Linked DNA regions of Mus musculus: region 2 is linked to region 1. The links are chromatin loops, found by intact Hi-C in ENCODE. Cell type or tissue: gastrocnemius. All regions are shown on one strand. Links, peaks and the distances in the headings refer to the core of each region. The heading gives the core; the rest is flanking DNA. Region 1 overlaps Chsy1 (chondroitin sulfate synthase 1). Region 2 has its middle 52 kb from the start of Gm33442.

Evidence for each region. Hi-C counts contacts between places; a loop is a spot of excess contacts. Peaks named below come from ENCODE experiments on the same cell type or tissue, not always from the same donor. Only the 100,000 strongest peaks of a DNase experiment are listed, where the experiment ranks them.
Region 2: a loop joins it to region 1, with 2.1 times the contacts of the local background. A loop is called at or near these places in 17 of 42 quality-filtered maps.

Annotation. Positions count from the first base shown.
Region 1 is chr7:66,110,175-66,125,923 of GRCm38, reverse strand. It overlaps Chsy1 (chondroitin sulfate synthase 1), which reads right to left. Exons shown (of 3, transcript NM_001081163.2): 1 at 15,697-15,749; 2 at 187-682. It also overlaps the pseudogene Gm23042. Among named protein-coding and RNA genes, the nearest start is that of Chsy1, 8.6 kb to the right of the region's middle. In gastrocnemius, for the core only: no CTCF peak of the experiment used is centred there; DNase peaks (open chromatin) are centred at 5,511 and 7,349; H3K27ac peaks cover 572 bases.
Region 2 is chr7:66,192,905-66,208,653 of GRCm38, reverse strand. No RefSeq gene overlaps it. Among named protein-coding and RNA genes, the nearest start is that of Gm33442, 52 kb to the left of the region's middle. In gastrocnemius, for the core only: no CTCF peak of the experiment used is centred there; a DNase peak (open chromatin) is centred at 9,150; H3K27ac peaks cover 866 bases.

The DNA.
Region 1 (15,749 bases), core at 3,294-11,293:
CTAAAAGGCCAGGGGGAATCTGGGTAATGAGAATTCTAAAAATTAAAAACTAAGGCTAAAACATGTACCAATAACTTATACCAGTGCTAACCCTGAAGAGGCTGGTATTGCTAGTTTCCTATGATTAACTCAGAGCTCAAAAGGCAAAATTGACAGTTTTTCCCACATAAAGAATTCTGCTCTTACCTCATAAGACCAGACACACTGCACGCCTGCGAATCTCCGGACACATCTCCCCACCTCTACATCCTCATGGGTGGTGTACATTTCCCGGAGACACTTGCCAATGTGTGGTGCCATTCTCCGAAGCACTTCCCGGCTCAGAATCACACCAGGCCCGCCCATGCAGAAGTTCTCTCCAGGCTCAAGGGCCAGCTTCCCCATTTCTTCTGTGGTGCCCAGTCCTGTCTGCCCGAGGAAGAGGGGCTCGCTGCTATTCAAACTCCTCAGGAAACTCTCCAGACGATCTCCCTTGATGTAAACGTCATCGTCTGCCCTCATAAACCACTCGTACTTGTCCAGGTAGTGATCGTGCATGTACTTGAGCATCATGAAAGACTTCTTCTGGGGTGGGTAGGAGTCATCCACACCCCGCAGGGGCACCACTGGAATGGGTATAGATGTATCTGAACCCTCGCTAGAGAAGAACTCCACCTTCCCGGGAATTGTCTTGGACCATGTTCTGTAATTAAAATAAATACAGATTAGAGGACAATTATTTTCAGAAATGCATGTATCTGCTTATTTTGAATCATTATGTGACTGCTTAAATTTGGTCTGCTTGCCTCCTTCAATGGAGACTCCACTGACTCCAGATTCATTTTCATAAGAACCCCAAGTGAAGGGAGGGTAAGGTATTGTTAAGTTCTACTTACAGCTGGAAACCAAACTGACTCAGCAAGATCTAGGTAGCCAACTTTTGGATTTCATCAACTCCTACTGACAAGCCCTCAGCTCTGTAAGATGGCTACGCAGGTGAAGAAACAAACTGCCAAGCCTCATCACCAAACTGAGTTTGGTCCCCAGAGGCCACGTGGTTGAAAGCGAGAACTGACTCCAAGTACTTCTGCATCTGCACCACGGCATGCACACGCCCACACACTCCCACAAAGTAAATAAAATGTAAAAAAGAAATAAATGACGGAATCAAATTTTCCAGTCAACAAAGCTTGTTGCAAAGTTCCTCTTGCGCCAAGCAAGAGGGACGCAATGGTGAACCAAAACACAGCTGGGAGTCATGAGCTGTCAGACAGACATTGTCGGGATGGCCACGTGTGGATGCTCTCAGAAGGAGCACACAGGCAAAGGAGGCCCTGAACAAGGATGCTGCCCTAAGGCAGGGTGAGTGCCCAGGACGCTACAGTCAAAGCAGGGTGCAGAGCACGGCAGAGTGCTACTGGAGAGACAGAAAAATGCAGCAGAACTAGAGTCAGAGCCAAGCAGAGTCGTCTTCTATGCTATGCCATGGGAGGCACCAAGTGACCACAGCAGGAGAAAAGGCATGCACACTCCGAAATTCCCAGCCAGTGAAAGATCAGTGACCAACTAAATGGAAACAACGTATCCAGCTGAGAACAACTAATTTAAGGTCATCATAATGTCCTTTCCTTTGCTTCAGGCTACTGCTAAGAACTTAAGTAATTTAGCTACAATCATTCATTTATATGGATTACTTCCAATATAAAAATGACAACAAATAAAATACAGGCTGAATATCCTTTAAGTACTTTTACATTTTAAAAAATGTGGATATATATTTTTAAAAAAATGTGGATATGCCAGTCAAGTACCCCAATCCAAAATCCAAATGCTCTGAACCTGTCTGTCACTGGTAGAACTGAACACTGCACTCAAAAAGTCTCCTATTTCAGAGCACTTTAATTCCCACATTAGGGGGTTAGAGAGGTGGCTCAGCGGTTAAGAGCACAGATTGCTCTTCTGAAGGTCCTGAGTTCAAATCCCAGCAACGACATGGTGGCTCACAACCATCTGTAATGAGATCTGATGCCCTCTTCTGGTGTGTCTGAAGACAGCTACAGTGTGTACTTACATATAATAAACCTTTAATTCCCACATTAGTGATGCTCAATTTGTATTAAATTTAATATTAAGAAAATCAAGACCCAACATGGTGGTGCACACCTTTAATCCCAGTACTACGGAAGCAGAAGCAGATGGATCTTTGAGCACTAGGTCAGTCAAGGCTACATAGTGAGACCCTGCAGAATGTGGGCAGGGAGAAGAAAATAAAGTCATGAATTGTAGATACAGGCTAATGGTAGAGTGCAAGGCCAGAGGGTCAATTCCCAGTCTTACTGTCTCTGTCTGTCCCCTACCCATGCACCATACACTGCCCCATACACACAGGTTCCAAGTGACAGTCATTCACACATTTTAATTTACTTAACCAGGACAACTTTATTTCTACAGTGAAAAGATAACTTGGGCCAGCTAAATCTACAAAAATCTTTTATGGAGAGGTCTAGGAGAAAAATATCTTTAAATGTATTCTAAGCCAGGTATAGTGTACAGGTATGTAATCTCAGTGCTCAGGAGACTGAGGCTGGGTCAACTGGGCTACTTAGGGTAATCCTGAAGTACAAAAGTAGGGAGACTGGAATTGGAGGAGCTGGAGGCATGGCAGACATAACTTCATTCTCTCCTACAGTACAGGAGACATGGAAGTGTCACACACTGATCTTCCAACCAAACTTAACTGTAGCCAAACCTAACACAGGATCTACCCTCCAAACCGCCTCTAAAGCAAGTCACGGTGCTCAGCACTCAGTGCCACATGGCTGTTGCCACCATCAACGCTACAGTTTCCATCTTGTGAAACTGAAGTTCTAAAGTTATTGTTAATAACTTTAAATGAGATACTTCAAAAACAAAACTACTTTTCATTTATCTTCCTAACCAAAATATAAGGAATAAAAATAACCAAATTGCCTGTTCACAACTGCATAAAACATTCTATCAGATTCCTCTCAGAAAGTCCAAGGATTGAATATATCCTATTTTCTCATAGCTAAAGTATTAAATATGAAGTGTGTCAGTGTTTTATTTACCAACAGCAAATACTGCCAACTGTTAGCCAATCAACAACTAGAAACCACACCTATTTCAAAGCGTCAGAGTCTGGAGAAGTACATCTTAGAAAGGGTCGGACAGCGCTGCAATTAATGTTCTCCCAACGCCTGTGGACTAGTTTAAACAGATTTGTGGACTCTGTGCCAGGCGGCTCTTTAGGAAAGAGCCATGAAACAAATGACACAGAAAACTCTTATCACATTAGATTCTATACCAGGTACTGTACATCATTTCAACAAATGATGTGCTCTTTTAAATTAAAAAAAAAAAAAAAGCGAGCTGGAGAAATGGCTCTGTAGTTAAACACATTTGCTATCTTGCAGAGGATGAGGGTTGGGGACCCAACACCCACATAAGGCAGCTTACTACTGCTTATAACTCCAGTTTCAAGGAATCTTCTTCCAGTCTCTGAGAACACCAGCACATATGATGCATGCATGCATATATTCATGTACATATACACACATATATATATGGAGAGACTCACATATGCACATAAATCTGTGAGATATATGTGAGTGTGTGAGTGTGTGTGTGTGCATGGTAGCACAGAGCTATAGTCCCAGTTACACAGAAGGCAGAGGTACAACAGAACAACCTGAGACCATGAGTTTGAGATCAGCTTGGGTAGGCAACATGGTGAGACTCTCTTTCAAAAAGAAAAATAGAGCAAAAAGGTAAAGTAAATAAAAGAGAGGTGAACTGTTAATGTAAGGAGAAACCAACTCTACTGTAAAGGGACAAATCCTTTGGCAAACAGCTACAACATACAGAATTATGACAACTTCTAGGTAACTAACTTTCTGATGTGGTCATGACTGCAGGAGAAAACACTTCCCAACATTCCTCTAACCACAGGAAGCCAGTGTACCCCACCCTTTTAAGCCAAGGAGCCCTAATTCTGCTGTCCAGTAATGTTTGGGCTTTCTTGTTTTCTTTTAGTCACAATAATTCTTTGAAAATGTAAATAATCTCAATTCTTGGCACACAACAGAGGTCAATGAACACGTGGAATGAGAACTGTCCCCTCTTATACAGCAGGTGACTTTACAGATGCTGTGTGTTATGTTTGCCAAGGGACAGAAATCACTTCCAGATGAGCTTCACAGAACTGTCCACCAGTGCAGCCATACTTTCTACAATTTCTACATGAAGAAAACCAAGTTACTCAAAGCACTAAAAAAAATTGTTCAGAGGGAAAGTCAGAGGCTCCATGAGTTGAAATATACTACAACTTGTGGTGCTTCTGAAACGTAAGTTAAAGCTAAATAATGTCTACCACCTTAGGAGGGGATTTTAAAGGTAAGAATGAACAACTTATTGCCTATCGATATAAAGAAGTCATTATGTTTCTACGCTAACGTGTGATTACAAAAACAGAGCAAGTTCTATGTAACACTACAGCAACCAACCCCAAAATCACAAAAATACTGAATCAAGAGGATGCTGGTGGGAGAAGGAGCAGCTAAGGCAATTCCTGTCTTCAAAGAAACAACCTATTACAGATCGTTCTGCAGTGCACGGGCTCTGGAAGTGCACTGCTAGGGTGAGCGAGCCCTGACTCCAGTACACCGCTGCCTCAGTCCGACTTACTATTAGAGAAGGCAGAGGCTTGCAAATTAGGTAGGGAAAGAAGAAGTAAGAGACAGGAAGTGTGTGCACTGTAGCGATGGATGTGTGGAAGGAAAGTCTCACACATTTCTGCCTAAAAACCTAACCCTCAAGCCATGTACTGTATTTGAATTTTGTTTAACTCTCAATTTCAGACACTGTTTTTGGGTAGAATTCTAAAAAGAGTTTAAATTTTAAGTATTTTTACTCAAAACACTAGGCTCTTCCTATCTGCCTAAAGATCAGAATTCATTTCTGCCTGTGCTCTTTGCCAGTGCCCCAGGCAGAAGCAAGCAGGAAGAAAGCTCTGCTAACACAGCTGTCACAGATGCAATTAATGTCCCAACTGTGACTTGAAATGCTGTAATTTGTCTAAGAAGAGAAAGCAATTAATTTTAAAACAGACAATCTAACCTCAAACCTTCCTTAAAAGCTCCTCTGCGTTTTTTGGTAACCCCACCCAATTATTATCCAGTCCTTTTTAGGTAACCTAGGGCAAGCCTCTTGTTGTCTTTTCTATTCTAATTGAAGGGTGGTTTGAGGAAAATCTTCTCATTATGAATTCTTTGCAAACCCTCCAATCTTAAGAAATTGTGATCTTCTCAATTAGGGTTCCACAAAGTGAATTCATTTTGGAACATAACTCAATTCTGTGGTGGGAGGAAGAGGGGAACGATATCCATAATTTCAAACTGAAGGCAACATTGCTGAACAAGCAAGCTTGCCCTTCTTCTGTGATCAAAACAGGTCAAGTTCTGTGATTTTCATAACCAAATGTCTACTTGGCCATCAACACACTTGCTGCCTGGGGCTCTCAATGGAAATGACAGAACATTTGCAAAGGTCCTTGCCAGAAAGCTCAATTTTCAATGGTCTGATACACAACTCTCTCTACAGCCCAGATAAGACAGCTGAAATGTGAGAGTGCCAAGGAAATCTTCTATTTCCCCAAGTTTCTAAATGCTATCTGCTGTACAGATTAAACCACACTAAGAAATGCAGCTGAACAGCTGGCAGGTTCTAGTCAATATCACCGTAAGAAAAACTACATCTACAATACAGACACTGTCCTGGGTAAGCAGCCATAACATGTGGCTACGTTTACAGAGCAGGCAAAAAGGACTAAGAATGTAGCAAGTGATATACAGTGTATGCCTAGCAAGTTCAAGAGCCTGGACTCTATGCCCTACCCCTCACAACTTAATGCAGGGAAGACTATATATAGATATCTTGGCTTACTAAGTATTCAAAAGTAATGCACAGCTCTACCCCAAAGTATTCATTGTGGTTGTTTCTAGGTGGGGGATTTGAAAATACTCATTTAGGAGCTTGAGAGGTGGCTCAACCATAAAGAACATTTGCACTCTGCTTCTTTGGGCACTAGGCATGCATGTGGTACACAAACATACATGCAGGTAACACACACACACCTAAAATGAAGTCTTACCAACATGGCTACCTAAGCATGCCCTGAGCAAGGGGACAACAATAGGCATGCTAACATGGAGGGGGGGTGTGTGAGGGGACAAAGAATGGGAGGCAACTGAGGACTGCTGAGAGCAGGGGTAACTGCCTTCCCCAGGGAAGAGCACGCCAACTAGTTACCCAATAGCAAATGAGCAGTCTTAAAACCATATACATACAAGTAACATTGTAAAGACTGAGCAGGTATTTATGTATTTAGGAACACACACACACAAAACCAAGGAAAAAGAGGTTATGAATTTGAAAGAGATGGGAGGGGTATGTGGGAAGGTTTGGAGGGGTAAATGTAATTATAATCTCAAAAATTAAAAATTTTAGGATAAAAAAATTTTGAGTGCTTGCTTCAGCAGCACAAACTGGAATGATACAGAGAAGATTAGCATGGCCCCTGCACAAGGATGACACACGCACATTTGTGAAGTGTTCCATATTTTTTAAAAAAAATTTTTTTTAATTAAAACATTTAATTTTCTTTGTATTTTCTACATTTTCTATGATAGATAGATATATTTATGGGGGGGAATTCCCCAGGGGAAGCTTTATGTAACAAGAAAAAACAGACGACAGAACAGTTTATTTTGTAATAATCTTATCCAACAGGCAAATCAAAGAAAAGTGGCCTAAGATCAAGTTCCTCCTTTTACAGTTTCTACATTTTAATAGTTACGCTAATTTTCCTAATTAGAAAGGCGGGAAGACTTTCTATTCCTCAAACCAGTCTTACACACGTCGCCTGCTGGTTACAGCGTGCTAAGCTTGAAAGCTACAATCACCGAGGATACAGTTTCTCAGGCCTGTGGCTGAGTGACTGGAGTCTAAGCAGGAAGACAGAATGCTTGTAGAACTGATGGACACTAGGAATTGAGAGAACATAATCCTTTCTGTTAGGGAAAGGATTTAAGATCATGTAGCCAAAATGCATGCATAGGGAGAAAAGTGAGCAGGAGACTAATCCCAGAGAGAGGAAGGTGAGGGGTGGCCCAGACCAAAGCAGGAAGGGAAAATCTTGACGAATATAGGGTGCTCTGCCCTGTGCTCTGCCAGGGCAAACGGCCAGCTTCAGCACGCTCAGGAGGTACCTACCTTCTGCTTGAGCAAGCGCCTGTGTTCAGACCTGAGATCGAAGTGTTACCTGTGTGTGCTAACATCGGCCCACACTTTCAGCTAAGCTGTCCAGGAGGCAAAAGGAGATGTCACAAAACTGTCCTAGTTCAGGGTTCTGTGTAAGAGCTACCTCAGACACGAGGTCCTAGGAGAACAGCCTCCTCCGGGCCCACTCAGGGAAGGTGGGTAAAAGCACCCTGTGGGAAGCAGTCTGAGGACAGGCCGTCTCAACCCATCCTCTCACAAAGTGCTGTACAGAAGGAAGCTGCTGTGGTCCAGTCAGTCAGAGTAGACAGGGACCTGGGAGGACTCAGTCACTAACTGACAAGGGCTGTTTTTCTCTCAGTATAGGAACCCTACTTTAACAGTCCTTGGCATCCCTATGGGTTCGTGGTTTCTGGGTATATATGGTTTCCTCTCAAGTCAACTGACTCACTGCGCCTAAGACATGAGTAATCTCAAGCTGTTACAGGAATAGGTGAAAAGTAGAATAGAGAACAGTGGAGAAATTATTTTAAAAGGTTAAATTATACTCTTTACTGCTGATCTTTAAACAGACTTACTGGGAAAGCAAGTATAAAAGTGTATGTTTGCTTTACCATCCAAGCACTTGGGAGACTGAGGCAGGAAGATACCCAGTTGGGCTGTATTATTCTAAAAGGAGGGGAGGGAAGCCCTTTTCTTATACCCTCCCACTTCGACAAAGGTCTGGACAAGTAGTGCAGAAGACATTCCCAAGTATTAGAAGCCAGTCTGCTGAACCCAGCTTCACAACCAGCAACAAGAACACGCACCAGGAGACCATAACACATCTTTCTTTCTTTCTCTCTTTCTCTCTCTCTTCCTCTCTTTCTTTCTTTCTTTCTTTCTTTCTTTCTATTTTGAAACCTAAGAATTAAAACGCAGAGTATAAACGAGAGAAGATGTGTCGTGGCTTTCTTCCAGTCTCCAAGTGAGAAGAACCACAGAGCTCTCTGAACACCTTCTGTACTGCTGTTGTATACTTAAAGTTCTTGATTTTCCTGAGCTACAGTTCTTATTAGGCCCAAGTAAGTGTTTTTGTCTGGTTTGTTTGTTTGTTTGCTGGGGGTGGGATGAGTATATAGTATATATACACAAAATGTAAATTTTTCAGTTCTTAGAACAAACAAACAAACGAGCCAATAAAGAAGTGATGCAAACAGCAGAAGCATCCCAGGCTCTCTTGTGCCTCGGTGTCCTGTGCTGTGAGGTGCGACCTGGAATCAGCCTGTTCACCAGCTGCCACCCGCCCCCCTTCACTCAGCAATCACAGGCTGCTCTACAGCCTCTCACTCTTACCAGGTGGAGGACTCTGAAGTATCATTACCACAGGAAACTCAGGGCCAGCAAGGACAGGCAGCTCATGAGTACCAGCCAAGTGGACAAACAGGTGGCCCTCTGCAGCCTTCTGGGCCAGCCCACCTTCTCACTGGCACTTGTTCTTGGTTATCTCCTTTTATTTCACAGTGAGGACCGGAGCGACGATAAGACCCAGGAAACAGTCCTCTCAGATAAGGAGGGCAGCCTCCACTTCCACCTGTCCTTTGTCTGCCTGGCTTGGCAACAGAAAAACTCCTTTAGATTGTGATTGGGTTTTATTCTTAAGCCAAAAAAAAAAAAACTTGACTCAAACCCTCCTGTGAGATCTTGCTTACTAGCACAGATCCTGCACACTTACGTGTAGACATTGCCATAAGAAACAAACTCAACAAAGCTTAACACAACCAGCCTCCAAGTAGCAAGACCATCAGCTGAGCTTCCAATCACAGATCCCATCAATCACTCTCACGCTGAGATACCACGGACACAACTCGGGTTCCTGAGTCTGGTGCATGTGATGTCCCAGAGGAAACTCCAATTCCCCAAACTCCAAAAGACAATCCAAATATTCCAAAATGGGCTCAACCTATTAACTATACGAACTAATGGGCTGTAGGAGGATTTCTGGTGGTCAGATCTAAGCCAGCATCCACCAGGCCTTCCCCTCTACCAAAACAAGTGAATACCTGTGGTGCCTATTAACACACCTAGCCCTTTCACCTCCTCCGTAGCTAAACTCCCTCCAGCTCCTGGGTTTCCATGCAGAGTTACTCAGTTTTGGTATAACCCCCACTATTCTCCCTGTGTCCAGCCCTCCAGCTTCTCCGCTCCCACTTCTCTCTAGGTTCCCTGTTCTCTATCCCTGCTGTTATTCTCTGTTCTCTCAGACAGCCCTGGCCAGTCTGTGCTCAGTCTACTTTTCATCTCTGCTCTGGACTCTTCCAGATGCCTCTGGCTGTGTCCTCTCTCTCTCTCTGTCTCTGTCTGTCTGTCTCTCTTTCTCTCTCACACACACACACACTTAACCACACATTGGCTGGCCGTGCCATCAGTTTCTATAGCACACAGGTGTCTTCCCTCACAGGCCCTTGGTGTTCCTGCTGTCACTTTCCAATAGCTCACGGCTCTCCTTTCTCATCACCCACCACTACCATTTCCTGCTACGTCATGACTTAGAAAACCTGAAATTGTCACTGTCTTTAAAACTCCTACCCGTTCTTCAAGGCTCGAAGAGGAGGATGGGTGGGAGTGTGGTCAGCCTGCCCTTGCTCGATGCCCCTCCTTCTGCTCACTTCTGCTCACACTTTGTGAGCCCTTGTCACTCAACAGTCTTCAGCTCTTCATCTAAACTAGGCCCTGTGGGGCTACAGCCCAGTATTAGTAATCTTTCAATAACCAACAGCGAAAACACCTGAGTCCTGCTGGCGACCGCACCAATCTCACGAGGACGGACATCAGAGACCTTCTGACTTTCACAGACAGATAAAAATCACACTCATCTCCAGACCACATCTTTCACTAGTCTCTTTCTACATGTAATTCACAACTTGAAATTAAGTTGTGCTCCAAAGCACACTTAAAAGTTGGTTATTTGGATTTTTACATGTAAACACCTTCCAAATGTTTGCTAAAATGGACTGCATGGAAGAGAACAACTGGCCTGTTATGGAGACGCTCATTAAGGCTGACAAGAGGAACAGTCTGCCTACTTTCAAGGCATTAGGAAGGGTCATTAACTGATAAAAGCTATCCAAAGAGTCCTGTTCTCACTTTTCTTCCCACACACTAATGCTAATCACTCCTGGATTCCTGGACAGAAACCGGCAGCCAGTCACATCTTCAGGGGAAGTAAATAGCAAAATAAAGAAAAACAAACAAACAAAACAAAACAACAAAAACTGTCACCCATCTTTAGGCCAGGGGCAGTAAGATCCAAATAACTGTGAGGTGTTAGTAGGATAGCTCAATGTTTTTTCTGTGTGTGTGTGTGTGTGTGTGTGTGTGTGTGTGTTGTACAAGACTAAAAACAGTTTCAGGCATCATCTTCATGAAAGCTGTCCACTTCTTGAAACAGGCTAAGTTGGCTGTCCAGTAAGCCCCAGGAGTCTTGCCATCCCCCTCCATACCTGGGTCCCACACTAGAACTCAGGTCCTTGCACCTTGCAAGCACTTTACTAATTGGGCTATTATCTCCAACTGAAGTTCAGTGTTCTAAGCATTAAAAACAGATGAGGAAAAAAGAGCTGGGTATACCAGCAAACAGGTCTGTGACCTCAGGACGCAAGTCTGAGGCAGGAGAATACCAACCTGAAGGTCATGGTCAGCTACTTAACAAGATTTCTTTTCCTAAGACTGTAAACTGTCTGAGCACTGATGCCTTGGAGGCTGGAGCAGCTATGAGCCACCTGACGTGGCTGGGGCTGTCTTCTCCTTCTCAAAGCAGAAAAAGAAATACTTCCTTTGAAAAAATCCCCTCCTCAACTCTACTCCCCACCTGGCCTGGTGGTAACAAAAGCTGTAATCCTAGCTACCTGGAAACTAAGGCAAGTTCAAGGCCAGCTTAGGCAACTTAAGGAGACCCTGTCTCATCTGAAAACTCAAAAGGGTGGAGGGTGTTGTCCAGTGATAGTTATTTACCCAGCATGCTCAAAAGAACTTTCACAGGACAGTACCTTTTGAAGACAATACCTTTTTGACTTTAAGGAGGGAAATCTAAAATCAGGAACAGGAAGCAGTGGCTTCTACTTGCAGTACCAGCACTCAGGAGGGTGAGAGGCAGGAGGATCGCTAAGAATTCAAGGCCAGCTTGGACTAGAGTGAATCTCAGGAAACAAAACAACAACAAGAGGTGTGCACTCACTGGCTGCTCTTCCTGAAGACCTTGGCTTTGTTCCCAGCACCTGCATGGTAGTTCACAACCATCTCTAACTCTAGTCTCAAGGATCTGAGGCCATCTTCTGGTCCCCTTGGATACAGGCACACACATACACAGACATACATGCAGGCAAACAGTCATACACATAATAATAATAACAATAATAATAATAATAATAATAATAATGGAAAAAGCAGGTTAATTACTTGACTATTTAGAATCTATATAATTTTAAAAACTAAGAAAAAAATCAAGATAATATGAACTACAGTTAGTAACTTCAGACACCCAATCAACCTGTTGATAATTAACACACCAAATTACTACATGTGAATCATGATATTTTAAAGTAAAAATACATAATAGACAAATAACTTTGCAAATGAGCCTACACAAATTATTTTCCTTATTTATAGTCTCAGCTACCCATTTCCCTTTCTGCTCAAAGCTTCAAGTGGCTTTTCCACTCACTCAGAATGTAATTCCGTGAGTCTGAACAGTCAGACCCAGTTCCTTCTTTTATGGCCTTCTTGGGGTTCCTTCCAACTTGGCTTCTGCCTCTCTGCATCAAGCTTTCCCTTTGTCAATATGTTTATCAGTGATAGTCACACAACCAGCCTTTCACTATCTGACCCGGGGGGTACAAATGCCCCTTTCTCTAAAGCCTTCACAACCAGCTAATACAGATAGGACACCACCCTGCCCACCCCTGTTCTATTTTCTCCCATCACTGGCCCAACCCCTTTTTAGAGCCAGTCCCTTTTAATACAACTAGCAGAACAGACATCTGACTTGCTGTGCCTTCAAAATTGAGTTTTAGATCCACAATGGCCATGCGGGTCACCTGCTTTACAAAGGGCTGACCTGTACCTAAGTGCACTTAAAACGTTTGAATGAGCCAGGATCACTCCTGTGAGCCTAGCAGCTAGGCAGTTACACAGATCTACAAAAGTTGGCTCCAGATGGTCTCTATCCGTGCACTTCTGAGTTCCATCCCACCTACTTTTAGAACTGTTCTCCTACTAGCTACCACTGGTCAGCTGTCTCTCGGTGCACTTCAAGTGCACAAAGGCAGAGCATATAGAAGTGGAGTTGTTCCATCAGTAAAGCATTACAGTACAGTAACTTTAGTCCAGACAAGTGTACCTTCCTGGATTTTTCTAGGGCCTCTTGGCTCCCTTCTTGATCTCAGTCCCGGAAGGAAAAGGTTGCTAGTTTCTAGTCCCAAAGCACAAATTCTGACTTTATCAATCTTATACCACAGTGCCCTCTTACTAGAAGTGTTGGCATCTCCTTCACCTATAAGGCAAACAACTGTTTTATTAAATTAGAGGATGAGGAAGAGATGAGGACAACAAACTGAAGGAGGTTTTGTTTATTTGAAGACCAAGTCTCATGGAGCAGGGGGCCTTGAACTTCTTTTTTTTTTTAACTTATTTTATTTATTTATTTATTTATTTATTATATGTAAGTACACTGTAGCTGTCTTCAGATCTCATTACAGATGGTTGTGAGCCACCATGTGGTTGCTGGGATTTGAACTCAGGACCTCCGGAAGAGCAGTCGGTGCTCTTAACTGCTGAGCCATCTCACCAGGCCCTGGGCCTTGAACTTCTAACCTGCCTGCCTCTATCTCTTGTGCCTGCCTCTATCTCTTGAACGCTGGGAGTTTCTCATATGATGAAGAATGAGCCAGGTGTGGTGGGTGGCACACAAACTCAGGCTCCACTTTTTATGCTACAAGATTCAAGAATCAAACTACATTAACACAGTACTGTACATGGAGCTCAGTGTGGACTTCTACGCCAGGCTGTAACCACCTCACCACCTCCCTCTCCCAACTCAGGCCTCCCTTGAATTTTCCCTAAGGCTAGCCAATCTAACTACAGGGCTGAGAGGCAGGGACCCTGAGCAGCAGGGAGTAGGTCTCATGTGCTCTGCTTTCTTCAGATCACAGATAAAGAGTAAGTCCCCACTGCCTAAAAGAAAACAATGAGAAAATCTTAACAATAAAGAAGAGACAGAAAGGATGACACACACTTAACTTGGCAAGATGAGGTTTGGGAAACCATGGTCAGCTATAAAACTAGTGTACACTATACATGTATACTTCTTGGTATCACAGGCACGATCCCTAGTGACTTGTGTATACTGATTTTATAAGAATAAAAATGTACGTGGAGGGGTGGTCATATCATCTATCTGAACAAACTACTCTGGCAATTGTCCCCAGAGTTATGATTTCATGTCATCTGTCACTAAACTGTAATTTCATGGATTTATTTTCAAAACCACAACACAATCTAGTGGCCTTTTCCTCAATTTAGCCTTATTGCTGAAAGGGCATTTATTTTATCTACAAGTATCTGTTGTGTGGCCGTGCAAATGTACCTCATGGCAGAGGTGTGACAGTCAAAAGGACAATTCCGGAGAGTCAGCTCTCTCCTACCCTGTGAGATCTTTCTGAGGACCAAACTCAGGTTGTCAGATTTCTTAACAATCATCTTTACCTTCTCAACCAAAGGAGGGAAGGGTCCTTTTCTCATTTTTTGTTTGTTTATTTGTTTGCTTAACTTTTTTTTTTTTTTTTGAGAGGGGTCTCAGTGTTAGTCATATCTGGCCTGGAATTCTATGTAGACCAGGCTGGCTTGGAAGTCACAGAGATCCACCTGCTTTGCCTCCCAAGTGCTGGGATTAAAGACTGGTGCCACCACATCTGGTCCTCAATTTTTTTTAAAAGATTTATTTATTTATTATATGTAAGTACACTGTAGTTGTCTTCAGACACTCCAGAAGAGGGCATCAGATCTCGTTACGGATGTTTGTGAGCCACCATGTGGTTGCTGGGATTTGAACTCCGGACCTTCGGAAGAGCAGTCGGGTGCTCTTACCCACTGAGCCATCTCACCAGCCCTGGTCCTCAATTTTTGACAAAGATATTAAGTCAAAGAACATCTGGAGAACTATAGCCTACTTGCTCTCAAACTACTCCGCTAGTCCACATACAGCCTGCCACCTGTGGCCTCTGGCCATTCAGAACTGTTCTTAGCACGACGCAGCCTCTGGACATTAGCAGCAGGAATGGTGGTCAAGCCTTTAAACGCTTTAACTGCTCTTTCCTCAATCCCTCACTTGAGTTAAAGAAAGAAGAGATCCAGCCATGCTTGTTTTCTTATACCGTCTGCTGCCTGAAAACTTAGACCAGAAACTGGATTCAAAAGCCAAGTTATAAAAGCACTGGTTAAAAAATGTAAAAACAAACATCAACTAGTATAGCCCTGCTCACAAAGCTCAGCCCCAGAACATCCGTGCTCTGAAACCATTCCTGCCACTGAGTCTCTGCCTGGAAGAACGCCAGACTTCACCCGTACAGTAAAGGTTTTTGTACTTCACACACACAAAAGTTTCCACGAGTCCCTTCCTTCACCTGGGTCTACCCCTCTTGTATTTCAGATTCACTTCAATGCAAATACAGTTCTAACCATGCCCTCCACTCTAAAACCATCTCCTTTTCTAAAGGCAGCTTTGGCTAATCCCTTTGTTAATCCTGAACATGATCGCTGCCACTTCTACTGACTCCTTTAGCCTACTAGGGCCCAGTTACTTCCTACCACGCATACGCCTTGGTGGCTGCGCTGGGGAACACCAGGCTGCAGTCTTACAATGACTAAATCGATCACACAAACTGTTTTTCCTCAAGGTTCTTTTTCTCTACTTAACAAACCAGAGTGTTGCTCAAAGGCAGAGTGGAAACGCTCACCAAAAGTGAGAATCTTAAAGTACAGTACGGAGGAGCCCTAGCCAGGTTAATTTAAGCGGGCTCTCCCTTCGAAATGACAAAGTGCCTATTTTAGAGACTCAAATTATAACTCTGCCTCCACTATCGCAGGTACAACATTGAATTTCGCCACCACCTTATGGGGGAGACTCGTTCCTTTTAACAAAGAAGTCTTGAACACAGAAAGCTTACGTGTCTCCCTGGAGATGAGGTTGAGAGGCACACACACTGAGGCCAGCGTACTCAATCCCAAAGCCTTGCCCTTGAGAGATGCTCACCATCCTAAGCCCTGCTGCCTTTGCGCTGAGCCGCTGGCAGCTACCAGAGAAGCCTCCGGGGAACCCGTAACGCCGCCCGCCCGCCAGCCAGGATGCCGGATGCAGGCGATGGCATCCACGAAAGGGGGGCTCACCTGTAGGCGGCCACGGCGCGGGTCTGCAGGTATTTCTGGGCTGTCATGACTCC
Region 2 (15,749 bases), core at 5,283-13,282, 81 kb before region 1:
CAGATTGGGAGTCTGAGATCTCACTGTCTTGGGACTCCTCTTTGGATGGAGCTATTTTACAAATAAAGAGCTAGCCAGGCCCATCAAGGTTATGAAGTCCAATATGGCAGCCATTCCTCATCTTCCACTTCTGAAATGTAAGGTTAAATTAATCCAAACCATAATAGCCATAGCTTCAAGCATTCAGTAGCCACATGGGGCAAATGGCTACTGTATTGAACAGGAGAGACATAGAAAATTCCACAGAAAGTTCTATTAGTTGCTTCATTAATGCGTAGATAGTTGAGTGATAGATGAATGGATAGATAAGTGGGTAAGTAACTGGAAACATTGGTACATGGATAAGATGGGTGGGTAGATAGACAAGTGGGCGAATGGGTATGTGGATAGATGGGTAGATAGCTAAGTGAGTGAATGACATAAGAAATAAGAATTCAAAGGCTGTAGGTGAGGAATATATGGCAGAGGATTTTACCTATTACTTGTAGGTTTATATTTTTCAAAACCTACTTTAATAAATGTACTTAAATGCTTTAACCTTCCTTCTAGCCCACTACCCACCAGCGGTAGCAGAAAGGAAAGGTTAATAGGGCAAAGGTGGAACTCTTTAGAAATAGTTCTTTGGGGAGAATCCAATCTGTGTTGTCATGATATTAGCAGCAGTAGCTCAATCCACTCACAAATACTATTTATAAATCAGCAATGGGCAATTCGATCTAGAAGAAACCATGAGGATTTGTCAAGCAGCAAGAAGTCACTGGAATACCACCAGAAGTTCTTTGGTGCATTTCTCTCTAGGACATCATGACAAACTATGATCAGCAAAGAGTGGCAAGGAGAACCAATACCACACAGCACTGTCAGCAAAGACTAATATCAGCCAAACCCTATGATGACCAGCAAAGAGTAGCAAGGTGAACCAATACCATACAGCATCACTCATTGTCTGTTGGGCTATATTTATATCCATTCCAAACAACATGTGTTCTCTCAAGCATCCACTCTAGTAAAATATCACATGCCTTTTTTCCAGGCAGCTCCCAGAAAACTACCATGTGTCTATTCTCAGCAAAATATTCTCCCATGCACCTACTTTAGTAAAAACAACCTCTCATAAGACAGTTTCCAGGAAAATATTACATGATACAACTGAATCTCCAAAGAAACCAGAAATTTCGATTACTATCACTGCTCTCCCCAATACAGCTCCATACCCTATCTCCACCTCTGCTAATGAATGTGTTAGCTACTTTGCCTGGTCCTGAAGCCTAGACATGATCCAAATGCTAGCCAAGCCATTCATCCCAGTGTGGCAAGAGGGACCGACATGAATATTCATTGAATTTAGGGCAAGAAAGTCTGAACTGTTGGCCTCTGTGATAGATAATTGGGAAAATGAAAGCAAATCTTCTCTCTGCTTTCATTTTCTCTTCCTTTCACCTGTCTACCCATGTACCTGATCACCCATTAACTCATTCACTATTCAGTTATCTACCTATCTATCCACAAAACCCACCTGCCTATCCACGCATCCACCCATCTGTCTATTTACCAATGCTTCCATTTAGCTACTCACATACTTATCCATCCACCCATCACTCATTTATCCATGTGCCTGTGCACCCATCTCCTCATTTACCAATTTATTCATCCATACATTCATTCATTTACTTGCTCACCCTTCTATTCACCCACCCATACACTCAGCTGCCTATATATGCAGTCACCCATACAATAACCAGCCTATCTAGTTATTCAGTGGTTTGAATGAGAATGGCTTCCCTTAGGCTCACATACTTGAATATTTAGTTCCAAGTTGGTTGACAGTTTAAGAAGGATTAGAAGGTCTTGCCTTGTTAGAAAAGGTTTGTCACCAGGAGCAGGTTTTTAGGTTTCAAAAAAATACGCCAGACATAGTCTCTGTCTTTCTTTGCCACTTGGTGCACCCCCTTCTCTCAATCTGCTTGTGCATCGTGGTGCAAGCTCTCAGTAACTACTTCAGCACCATGCCTGTCTGCCTGCTGCCATGCATGCTCCCTGCCATGCTAGTCATGGACTCACATTCTAGAACTGTAAGCAAGCCACCAATTAAATACTTTCATTTATAAGTGTCCTTGATCATGGTCTCTGTACACAAAAGTAGAAAAATAACTAAGACAGAAGCTAGTTCCAGGAGCTGGGTATTGCTGTGACAAGCCTGATCCTGCTGCATTTTGGGAAGTTGGGACTTTGGTTAGGAAAGCAGCTGAGTACTGTGAGAGTTAAAGAGGTGCCGCAGGCCCTCTGGTCCCTTGTGCCTGCGTAGGAAAGAGTCTCTAGAGTAGATGGGCAAGATAAGATGTAGTGACAGACAGATACACGAGAATGGTGTTGAATCTGAATGTATTGTTCTGGTTGAGCTTCAGACTTATTACAACGAATTATCAGAGGATACAAATCACAAAAAGACAAGATACACTGAAATTCACCAGTTACAGCAGAAAGGAATTTGCAGGGACTAATTAAATGTTTACATTAGGGATAACAAGCCCTGCCTAGGATCAGCCTAAAAGCATCAGGGGGTTGTTAACTCTTGATAGGCCTTAAGAGTAGTGTGTTATCAGGAGCTCTAAATTCTTAGGTCTAGTAAAACTTATCCTGCCTGGAGAGTTTCCCCTTATCAGGGTAGTATATCAACTTATACTTGACATAGAATGTAGCCTGTAGTAAAAGATTTCTATCTCAGTGAGACTTTTAGTCTCTATCTACAGACAGCTGAGTAAATGACAGATGTTTAATTGTTTTATGGTAAAGCTTAATTAGTTACTGAATAGGTTAAGCTCCTTGCTGCTATCTGGAATCTAAGAACACTGGAAAAAGTCTTCAGCTATGTTAGAATACAATCTTAAAAGGCATTTACTATAAGGTGATGCTTAATAGAGTGCACATGAATCTATACACTAGATTAATGTGGTGGAAATTTGAATATAATGGGTTAGGGAAAGAGATGCCATAACTCTGGGAGGAAATTTTCCCTGGACTCTTATCCTCGTGAAACAGCTTCCAGGCTTTTCGCCTGACCAACCGATCCAAACTGGAGAGTTGGCTTTCGCCAGAATATCCAGGAGGAGAGTCCTAGAAATTCATTTCTCATGAGCAGCTTTTTGGCATTTCTGCCTCACAAGCTGACTCCACCAGAGTATCCTGACAAAGAGGCACTGGAAGATGCTGCTGCTGAGAGCAATTTGAACTGTGGGGGCCCAGTTCAAGAGGTCTCAGAGGGGACTAATATTATCATCTGAGATATGGGCCATTCTTGTGATCTTTTGGCAAAGAATGTGTTTGCTTTTTGCCCTTGTCTTTAGAATCTGCCTGAGGCTAAACTGAAGAGTTTTGGGTTAATGGCATTGGCAGAGGAGATTTCAAGATGATCTAGTATTGACTGTGCCACATAGTTATTAGTGATCACTCCATGCAGAGCTATAATTTTAAAGGTGAAACAAAAAGAAATACAAAATGCAGAATTTGAGGAGAAAAAGAGCACTATAGAACGTAGGGTTGAAGCCAAATATGTGCTCAAGGACATGCAGAATTTAAAGAAAGACCTGATACTAAACAGAATAAAAGAAATGATGACCTCATGGTCAGACCCCACCCAGCTAATACTGCAACTTGTGAAAGAAAAAGAACTGAGAGATTCCTTCTATTAAAAAAAAAAAAAAGGTTATAAAGTAAAACACATGCAAATAAAATCAAGGTTCCAGCCCAAACAGGCAGAAACCTTTGGTCACATGGTTCTGGCTTTAGTGTCAAGCATACAGGAGTAAAGGGGCTGTTAGATCTTCCTCATGACTAAGAAAAGCCAGTAAGGTCAGGTGTATGGCAAGGGAGTCCCTGCCTGGAGGCCTGAAGAAGCCACTGGATAAAGCTATGGAAGTGAAGTCTGGATTGCGCTGGAGATCCCATGATGTTGAAGATGCTAGAGCTGCGGAATGTCTGCTGACAGCTGCAAATAGTAAGTAGGAACAGCCCGGGTTGGGAAGGGGCATTCTATAGTCAACAAAGGTGGAAGGAATAAGAGATCTGAAGAGCCATCTAAGCCTTTGGACATCAGACATGGAGTTCAGGTTTTGGCGTTTCCCCTGCTTGTTTCAGTCTCACTTGGTCTAGTATTTCCTCACTATGCCCTCTTACCTCCCTCTTATAATAGTAATATATATTCTGCCACTATATACTAAAGCATGTAATTTGCTTTTCTATTTTACAGGGAGTTAGAGTTAAGAGTTATCCTAGAGTCTCACAAGAGACTGTGTTGAGGCTGTGAAAGAGCATGGGGACTTGGATTAAATGAATTTTGCATTATGATTTATTGCTATAAATCTATGGAATGTGGTGGTTTGAATGGGAATGTCCCCCCTATGTTCATATATTTGATGTTTGGTACCTAGTTGGTGGACTGTTTAGGAGTATGGCCTTAGAGAAGGTATGGAGTTGTTGGAGTAGGTGTGGCATTTTTGTGACACCTGGAGTAGACTTTGAGGTTTCAAAAGTCCATGCCAGGCCCAATACCCCTCTCTGCCTCCTGCCTGTGGATAAGATACAAGCTCTCAGATACTGCTCTAGTACCATGTCTGCCTCCCTGCTGCCATGCCCCCCCCCCACATAGTCATGAATACACTCTCTGAAATGTTAAATTCCACAATTAAATGGCTTCTTTTATAATATACCTGCATTAATTAGAATTTCATTGTTGTGAAGGGACACTACGTTCACAGCAACTCCTTTAAAAAAAAAAAAACACTTAACTTGGGATGGCTTAGGTTCAGAGGTTTAGTCCATTATCTTCATGGTGAAGAGCATGGTGGTGTGCAGATAGACATGATGATGGAGAAGGAACTGAAAGTTCTACATCAGGATAGGCAGGCGAGAGAGAGAGAGAGAGAGAGAGAGAGAGAGAGAGAGAGAGAGAGAGAATGAGAGCGAGAGAGAGAGAGAGATTGGGCCTGGCTTGAGCATATGAAACCCCAGAGTCTACCTCCAGTGACACAACAAGGCCATACCTCCTAATCCCTGTCAAGTAGTGCCACTCCCTAAAGACCAAGCATTCAGCTATATGAGCCTGTGGGGGCTATTCCTATTCAGTCCACTAATGCACTTATCTACCTGTTTCCATTTACCCATCCACCAATTTCTACTTGTGTAGTTATTGACTCTTAATTGAAATATTTCCTTCTAGATGAAGGAGAGAGACTCATAAGACTCATGAGAAAATGACATCCACTAGGCTCAAGATATAAATGAAATTTATAAGGTTTGGGAAGCTCCAAAACCTTTCAAGAATCACAAGGCACCTCCCTAAGGTTACATAAGCAGGAACAATGGCTGGTGAGAGGAGACTGATGGATGGAGCGTCCTGAAATGTGTGCAAAGAGCTCTAGAGATGTAGCTGTCATGAGTTGTCTGTCACCTGGGCTGGGGTGGCTTTCAGTGACACAGCTGCATTTAGTCTCACATATTTCTATAATAAATTTACTGGTTCACTAAGTAGGAGGTGGTGGAGGTCTTTTCTTTGGTTAGTCATTGATGCCCTATCTGGGATGAACAAATATTTGTTTATGTCTCCTCAGGAAAAATAGCAGAACAACTAGTGTCTGTCTTAGTGGGGATTCTATCTCTGTAATAAAACACCATGACCTAAAGCAACTTGGAAAAGAAAAGGTTTCTTTTTACCTTATAGCTTGTAGTCCAACATCTAGGGAAATCAGAGAAGGAACTCAAGGCGGGAACCTGGAGGCATGAACTGATGTAGAGGCCATGGGAGAATGTTGCTTGCAGACTTGCTCCAGACTTACTCAGCTTGCTCTTCTTATATATCCCAGGACCAAGCATGGCACTAACCCCAGTGGGCTCGCACTGCAATCACCAATTAAGCAAATGTACTACAGATTTGCCTAATGGCACATGTTAAGAAGGCATCTTTTCAATTGAGAGTCCCTCCTCCCAAATAACTCTAGGTTGGGTCAAGTTGACACAAGAGTAACCAGGACAGTCCTCAAACATGGGCCAACATAGACAATGAGTTAGGGAGAAGCTGTTACATGTTCACTGCAAATGGAGATGAGGCATGCAATTGTGGCTGATCTATGTGAGGGTGGAGTGTCTGCTGGGAGTGGGGGCTATGTTCCATTTACCTATCCATCATCCATTTATCTGTATACTCTATCCACCTTCCCACCTCTCCACCTATCCTTCTACCCATTTGCCCATTCATCCATTCACTGTCTACCCATTTATATGCTCATCTATCCATCCTAATATCTACCTACTATCCACTCATCTACCTATTCACTCAACCACTTGGTCCCTCCTCCTTTCTGATTTCTGGACATTACAGGAAAAAACCGAAATGAGCCAAAGTCACTCACTTCAATATGAAAGTAATTAACAAAGCAACACTTGGTATTGTGGCATAAATATCCTGACAGATGTGGCTTGGATACCCTGGACACAGTAACCTCTTCCTCTAAGACTATTTCCTTGGGTGTTCTGAGGCTGGGGGAGTCTCCAGAGTAGACTCTCCTTAACTGAACAAATAGACTATTCTACATGTCAATAATTTCTGAAAATATTCCCTTCAATACACAGGGTAGCTTTTTAACAGACCTAGACAATTCCTCAGCAAAGACCAACCCCCACAACTCTCAGTCCAAATGCTGGGTCTGTTCTCGAACTACCAGAAGGAGGCTGTAGTGGCCAAGAGACATCCACTCAGGACTTGCTCTGATCAGACCATTCTGGCAATGTGTAGCCCAGGCCAGTGACTCACCCTGGGGCTCCAGGTCTCAGGCTGTCAAGTCTCCACCCTACAACAAGAACAAACCCAGGAATTCCCAAAACATGTGCTCACCTGCACAGGAGCTTAAAGACATCACTCTAGCTCCATCTTCTCTTGAGGGGGATGGAAGGAGCTATGGTTTCGTTAAAGGCTCATCTGTAGGTGCCTCATGTATAAAATGTATAAATATTAGCTTGCAGGGTTGACAAGGATGTAAATGACTGGGCGGCAGGGTTGGCATACAGCTAGTGCCTGGTAAATATTACATGTGGAGTTAGAAGGTGAGAAGGGTTCCTTTCCACTCTGATATATAGACTAGGATGTGAGGTGCACAGGGTCTAAAGTCTGACAGACCTGAAAGGAGCCGTCTTGAACCCAGGCTCCAGCTTGTACTGAGGGTAAGGACTGTGAGGGAAAAACTATAAATCAAGCCACCCTTGACCTGGCAGGAAGATCAGCTTCCCCTACACTTCCCCTGCTCTTCAGAGAGTCTTCATGACACACATCGACACACCAGATAGCCTGGAGGCCTAAGATCTCCAAGGAACGGCCTTTCACCATCAGCTGATTGGCCACAGAGATTGATCCCTGCTGACGACAGGCCCGGCCCAAGCACACCCGAGGGTGAGCTGGTTGGCTGCATTTCACAGCTGGTTATTTAAAGTTTAAAACCAGATCAGTCCACAGTAAACACAGTTTGAGAGCTGAGTGTGCCATCATGGGGTTTGCACATTCATTTCCACCCTATGAAAACACTCCCCGCTTGAAAACACACCCTGCAGGCAACATCTGCTCAAGAATTCAGGTAGAAGAAGATGATGGAGTTTTCAGAGCACCAGGTGCTGGGCTTCATTTGTGAGAGACTGAAGTCATTCAAGCAGTTCTGCCTGGGGTGATTGCTCTTCCTGTTGCTAGGCAGCAAACTTACAGGCATAGCCTGATACCGAGGTTGGGGAGCAGACAAACTAACCGTCTATAGACTGAGTAAATAGCCAAGTGCCATGAGAACAGGGCCTGGGACTGAGGAACTGTAGCAGAACATCTATTTGTCCACCTGTGATTTTTACCCAGGATGGGCAGAAGGTCCCAGCCAGCTGTTTGGTGATCATTAGAACATTCTAGCCCTTTTGGCTGCATTTCTCACCTTGGCAAGTCCTGTGTCCCTGGGACAGGACTGAGAAAACCTTCCTTCCTGACATTCTTTGCAGACAGGCACAAGCATGTGACCTGGATCAACCAATCCCATCACCTTCACCAGCCACCATATGGGGTAAGGCTTCAGAGAACAGAAGTGTCCGAACTTAAGTTAGCCTCTGAGATCTCAGGGAGCTGGTGCTGACAGCAGGGCCTTGAGAAGCAAACACAAGCTCCTGGTAGCTCACGCACAGTGGCAGGTGTCCCCTCTGTGTGATTCTGTAGAGCTGAAGTTTGCTGTAGGACCTTGAGACTTCTTTCGGAGTCTACTATTCTTACCTTTTCCAAAACTCCATTTAGTAAGCACTTGCTTTGTTTAGTCATCTTGACACACACATGTTGTCCTAACGAAGAACCACTCCTGGTTGGGAAAGACCTCAGGGCCAGAGGAATGGAAGACCTTCTTGTGTGTGAGCCTTAGGCTGGAAAAGGCTACTCTTAAAAAGTGTGTGTGTGTGTGTGTGTGTGTGTGTGTGTGTGTGTGTGTGTGTGTGTGTGAAACCAAACGCATCTTTTAGTAACACATTTCCAAACTAGGTCCGTTGATACTTAGACCATCACACTCTCAAAGGATCCCAAATTCACCAACAGGAAGCTGTGTGACACCCCCCCCCAGAAGGCCTACACCTCATAGGTGATTACAGAAAATAACACACAAGTGGAACTAGGGGTGTAGCTCAGTGCAAGAGCCCTTGCCTACAAGAGGCATAGGACCACACTGAGTTCTATCTGGAGCACAGAGAGAAAGTGGGAAGTGGGTAGGAGTGTGTGTGTGGGAGGGGGTGTGTGTGCAAAGAAGAACTCCTAGAGGCAGGATCAACTCGATGTAGCCAGCAATGGCTGCCCGGACCCTCCAGGAGCTGAGCAGGCCCTGGGAGCTCTGGAGCTGTTCCTTGCTGGCCAATCTGCAACCACGGGCAAGGCACATGCTGCCCTCCTGTCCTCACGTCCTGCCCTTGTGGAGGCTACCATTTCATTTTTTACCTCTGACCTAGGGTGTTGGAGCACACAGCTGACCTCTGTGGGTGGGGCCTGCCACATAGCCTGATCAAGGCAGCAGAATCAGCCTGACCACTTGCCTTGAGAGACACTGCCTTCTCTGCACATGGGAGACCAGGCCTGGCAAGTGCTGACTCACAAGGGGGTGGACTGTGTGGCAGACTGCCTGCAGCCATCCAGGCCTTCTCCCTTTCAGGCTGACGGAAGCCCTGTGGGGAAGGAAGCTAAATGTGCCTGTCTCCAATTCTCATTTCTCAATTAGAAGCCCCATGGCCCTCGCCCAACCAGTGAAATACAGGTGAAAGGCTCTGAGGAGAGACTCTCGTCTAAATACAGGCTCAGCACTTTGCTGGAAAAAAGACCGTCTTTGTTCTCCTGCCTCCTTCTCCCTCCCTCTTCTTCCTGCCTGGAGAGGCAATGTGATGATGGTGATGGAGGGGCTGTCTTTTGACTGTGTGATATGAAGGAATGATGGCTGCCAGCCTGAGGCAGCCAGCAGGCTGAGGAGAGTTAAAGAGGTGTGAGATGGTGGGGCATAGAGGGAGGGCCTGGCTGGGAAAGTCAGGGGTGCCTGACTCTCAAAGAATCAAGGTAGAAGGTACTGAGAAAGAGAGGCCCATGGCCCATGGGAACAGAGAGGACACGGAGATGGGAAAGTCCTTTATTGTTATTTTTAAATTATCATTTATTTGGGGAGGCTGGTGGATGCGTGCATGCATACTTCAGTGCGTGTGTGGAAGTTAGAGGGCGGCTCTCAGGACTAGACGTCTCTCTCCTTCTACCAGGTGGGCCTGAGGATCAAACGGAGCCCACCGGGCTTGAGAGCAAGCAGCTTTACCCACTGAGCCATCTCGCCGGCCCCAAAGTCCTCTACTCATTATTTGAAATAGGGGAAACCATCATCGTGGAGAGTCACAGAGCAAAACACCACACACAGGAAATTCTTCCCATCTTGTTAAGTGGGCGAAACATGAAACCGAAATTTAAGTCGGCCTTGAATTTGCATGATGTCAGTAAATATTAGGCTCCTTATTTGGCCGGGCAGGTTGGGTTTTCGTAAATAGGGATGTGGGCCTGAAGATGGTGTGTTCTCAGGCAGCCCTCTGGAACTCAGAGGGAGTCCCCAGGGGAAACCAAACACAATAGCGCCTACTTCATCATCAATGTTACACACGATCAGTTTCAGCTAAAGAATATTAAACAGAAGATTCCAATTTTTTCTTTGCAAATAGTGTTCATTACAGTCTTTTTTTTACTTATTATTTTTTTTATTAGTAATCATTATTGTTCATCTCTACCTGTGCCTAACTTTGAAATTAAACTCCATTATAGGTATATATATATATATATATATATATATATATATATATATATATGTGCTGAGTGCACAGGCTCCTGACCATCTGTGGTTTCAGACCTCTCGCAGGGGGTGAGTGGGGACTGCTGAACTCAGTCTGGAACCCCAGGGCCTTCTGACAACATGACAGAACTGAGAACAGAGCCTCAGACAGCTCAACCGGAGAAGCCCAGTGGGCAGCTGAGGGCTGGGAGAGTGGGCAGGAGGCACAGAACCACAGCTCTGGGAGGATGCTGGCTCTACATTCAGGATAACACTTACAGAACTAAAGGGCATGAGGGAGAGGTGAGGACTAGGGAGGGAAGCTCACATCCCCTCTGCACCCCAGATGGCCAGAGAGGTCATAGCCGCTGTTGTCCTTGAATGGGATGGAGCTTGGAAGTCCTCAGCGTCTTCAGGGCTTATGCTTCCGTGTCACAGACACCGCACCCAAGGCTTACAGAGCTAGAGCCATTGGCCAGAGCTAGCTTCAGTGTGATCCACATCTATTGGCTTTGGAGCCCCCACTCTACCTCCAGCTTCTTTGGCACCCATGAATTTCTTAAGGTGGCACCAGCATGCAGCCATCACTCCACAATGCTGAGAGGCTCTGGGATGTGGTCATGTGACCCTTGGGTGCTGGAGCTAGCTCATCATAGCTTGACTCTCAGTTCTCATTGATTGTGTGACCTGAGGTCATTTTTCAGCCTCTATGGATGTGTACTTTGGTTTCCTCCTCTATTTTTTTTTAAGCATGAAGGGAGTAGCCTCTTCCCCACAGCTCAGAGTTAAGCAGTACAGTCTAAGGATGGGCGCTGCGATGTTATTTTGTCACTGTTGCTGGTGTGAAGATATGCGGTTTAGGGGACCAGCCTGGGAAAGCAGCTTGAACCTGCCCACTTGAGAAGCCCCAAACCTGATCTCTGACACCCCAGCTCTACCCCTTCCTGGAAGTGGCTTCTGTTTAGACTCTCTTTTCTGAAGGTTCAGGCACAGGCTTTTCTCAGCTCTGGTCCCCACACACCCTCCCACCCCAGAGGAAGCAAAACTACCCCTGGTCAAGTCCCAGGTGGGGCTTCCTCTGGGTGGATTCCAGGCCAGCCTCCACAGCGTTGGCTGCCTCTGCCTGAAGCCATGTGTGGGCCCAAGGGCTAGCAGGCTTCCTCCCCTGAGCCCTGTCTGTTCGGAGTGCACAGTGGTTGAATGGTGGGTGGGGTGCCTGCCCTGTCCGTCTATAGGTTGTGATCTAACTCCACTGCCAGTCTCTTGTCTAGGCTGGACCCAACTCTCCTGACCCCACTGGCTCCTGGTGGGTCCAGCTGGGCTGCACGGAGGTACACCCTTTGGGCTATGTCATAGGATGCTACAACCATTCCTACCTATCTATACCCAACAGTCTACAGCGGGGAGCCTTGGGATGGTGGAGATGAGGGGCCTCTGGGTAGTGGAACCTTTGGTTTTATTCCTCTCTCACAGAAAGGCAAGCTCTAAGACGACGAAGTCCCCGCCCTGCCCAGCCCTCCGACTTCCCCAGCCCCAAGTTGTACAACAGGCACTTGAACTGCCAGAAACAGTCCCCAGATAACCTTATCAGCCACCCAGCCACAGAGCCTCTCTGCCGCGCCAGCCACCCACAAAAATAGAGCTGCTGATTAGAACCTTCCAGAAACACAGACACTGGAGCCTTCCAAAAGCTGAAGAGACATCCTGGCGTGTTCTGAAGCCCTGCTCTATCTTAAAGCAGCACGAAATATTTATTCTGGGGGTCTTCAAATCAACTCTCAGGATTTGTGGAAGGAAATTTGCCAACTACCTTTTAAAAAACACCAAAAAAAGTATCCCTCTTCTTTAAGTTCTTTAACTACCACTTCTGATAGTATAGTTTAAAGAAATAATAGGATGGAAGGAAAAAAGTACTAGTTAAGGTTGTCCGCCCATGGATTCATCAGAGTTCCTAAGCTTAACCTGAAGATGACATCATGCCCAAAAATGGGAGGAGGAAGGGAGAAAGGGGGAGGGAGGGAGAAGAGGGGGGGATTGAAGGAGGAGAATCAAGGAAGAAAAGAAGGAAGGAAGTTAGGATAGGAAGGAGGATAGATTCATGGCAACCTACCCTACTGTGTCCCAGATAGCTCTTAGAGCGTTAGTGACAGGGCTTATGGAGAGATGACTGCATGGGTAAGAGGATTCACTGTGGAAGCATGGGAATTAAACACAGATGCCAGCAGCCACAGAAAAAGCTGAACATGGCTATGTGAACAGTGACAACCCCAGCCATGGAGGGTGTGGAAACAGAAGGAGTGAGTTTTCTGGCTGTCAATCTAGGTCCTGGCTTAGTTCAAGAGGACAAGGGGAGGTGATAGAGAAGGACACTTGTGCCCTCTTCTTCTGGCCTTCACACATGTACACATGTACATGAACATAAATATACTCTATCTCTCTCTCACAGACACATAGTTTTAAAATATTTATTTTAATTATCATGTGCATGAGAATTTGCATGTATACATATAGGCATGCATGTACGTGCACCATATGTGTTCACAGAACTCAGGGGCCAAAGGATGTTATATCCACCTGAAAAAGGAGTTACAGGTAGTTGTGAGTCACCATATAGGTGCTGGGTACCCAAGCACCCAGTGTTTTTAACTGCTGAGCCATCTCTCAACAACCGTGTGTGTGTGTGTGTGTGTGTGTGTGTGTGTGTGTGTGTGTGTGTCTATATTTGTGTATCTGTATGTCTCTGTGTGTCTAGATCTGTGCCTGTGCATCTGTCTGTGTCTGTGTGTATTTCTGTGTCTGTGGGGTCTGTGTATGTATGTGTCTATGTGCGTCTGTGCATGTGTGTGGATGGGTGCATCTGTGTCTGTGCATGTGTGTGCGTTCACAGCAGTCAGAGGAGGCCATCAAGTGTCTTGTGTGATCTTTATGTCTCATTCCCCTGAGTCAGGGTCTATCACTAAATGTATAGAGAGACTGGTATCCAGCAAGCCTCAGCCATCTCCGTTTCTGCTCCACAACACAGTCAGACCTGGATTTTTATTCAGATCCTGATGCTGCTGTAGTGCCCACTCCTGCTCGCTGAGCCATCTCTGTACCCCACTAACAGATTTTAAAAAGTGAAATCATGCCATTGACCAAGCAGAGCAAGTCTTCCCTCCTGCTCCCCCAGTTTTTTAGCAAAGGTCCCCATTTAGCCTGTGAAGACCATAGAGTCATAGGGACCAGGACTTTAGAGTCACAGTGGCTTGGGCACGCAAATGCCTGTGCTTGGGAGGCAGAGGCCAGGACATCTCTGAGGCCAGGCTGAGCGTGGGGTCATCCAGGTGCTTTACACACACACCCCACTTCCAAACTGGGCCACTGTGCCTACACTGAGCTGCACACAGGACCAGCCTTGTGGACCCTGAGGAAAACTCCTGCCCTATCCCCTGCCTCCCCGTTGGCCATAGCTCTTAGTAGAACCACTCCCTTGTGCATGATTCCCTTCAAAGACACAGCACAACCCCACCCCCACCCCCCAACTGACTCACCCACACCAGTGGCTCCCATGGGACCCTCTGGCCCTCTATGACACCTGGAGGCGGCTTCCTCTTCCTGAGGCGGGGGTGAAACCCCTCTAGGGAGAACACAGCTGCAAAAGAGCCACAGCAGACTACCAAGACACCAGGTCAATTGTCCCAGCTTACTCACCTTTCCCTACCTCCCCCTGGAAGCCTCTGGGGAGCAAGATTCCTTCACCTGCCTGCTTGGCCTCTGCCCCAACTGCCTGAGGGTGTGGGTGGAAGAGGATGCTGAGGCTGCTCTGGAGACCTGGACAGGAAGGAAGCTCCTGGCAAAGGATGCCTGGTCTCTTAAACTCACCTACCACCCAAGGTGCAGATCCTGATCCAAAGCAGGAGCTATGGGAGTGAGGACATGTGAAAAACAGTCTCCCTAACTCTGCCTGCTGTGTCCCTGGAGGGTGCCACCATTCTCCAAGCGGACATGAGAGAGAAGTAGGAGCTGAGGGGGTTCAAAGTAGAAGGACAGGAAGATGAGCACATGGGGGGGGGGGGGAGATGGAGAACCAAGTAGGAAGACGTGCATCAGTCACAGTGTCCTCTGTCGCCAGTGACAGAAACTGATTCAAACCAGTGCTTGAACCCACAAGGAGGTGTGGGGAGGAGAGAAGGAGAAAGAGAGAGAGCAGCGCTATTAGCTTTCATCCCAGGACTGTCCGGTTTCAGGAATGGCCGGATCCAGGGACACTGTTCTCTGTTTACGTTCCTTATCTTGACTTGTCTTTTATCTGGGTGTTAACCTTCCATTTCTTTCTGCCAGATGGACTTTGCTGTCATGGCAGAGACTACCAGTAGCCCATGCTTACATCTGACTAGCTTGTCAAGCTAAGCAGTGGCATCTCTCTTACCCACCCACCCCCGCCACATTATGACCTGATGGGCTTCCACACAGGTTGTTATGCCTACTCCTTGAGCTGACCACTGGTTCCAGGGGATAGGAGAACGAGCTCTGAGCAAGCCTGGGCCAACAAGCTCAAGGTACTAAGAGGGCAGAGCCCAGCACAGTTCTGTCTGGAGACTAGGAGTCTGCTGTATTAGTCCAGGCTCTACAAAAAGCCTAGAACAGGGGTTATGGGAGTGGCTCAGTGAATAGAGGAGCTTGTGACCAAACTTGAGGGCCTGAGTTTGATCCCCAACACCCACATGGTAGAAGGAGAGAACGGATTCCTGTAAGCTGTCTTTTGACCTACACATGCATGTACCAAGGCTTACATTTCCACCCCACCCTCAACACATTGGCTAAATAAATGTAAAGAAAAATCAATTTACCTAGGCAGAAAATCCATGCTGGAAGCAGCTGAGCTGAGACAGACGAAGAGTGGGTCAGGGTCCTCCATAGGAGGAACTCGGTCTCCAAGCCAGTGGTTTCTCACATTGCCTTCCATCAACATCACTTATGGCTGAGGCAGGGGGATTGCCACGAGTTCAAGGCCAATTAATGTAGGCCACATAGCATGGCCTTATCTCAAGCATAAGCAATCACTCCTGGATGCAAGTAACAAACAGTAACAAACCCCCGGTTTAAGAGTGGACAAAGGGGCTGGAGAGATGGCTCAGCGGTTAAGAGCACTGACTGCTCTTCCAGAGGTCCTGAGTTCAATTCCCAGCAACCACATGATGACTCACAACCATCTGCAATGGGAGCTGATGTCCTCTTCTGGTGTGTCTGAAGACAGCGACAGTGTTCTCATATACATGAATTAAATTAATTAATTAAAAAAAAAAGAGTGGGCAAAGAAGGAAGAGATGGCTCTCCAAAGATGTGCAAACTGACAATAAGACCAGCACAAGTTACTTAATATCTGATCATTAACAAAACAAATCCAGGGGAGGGGGGTTGGGG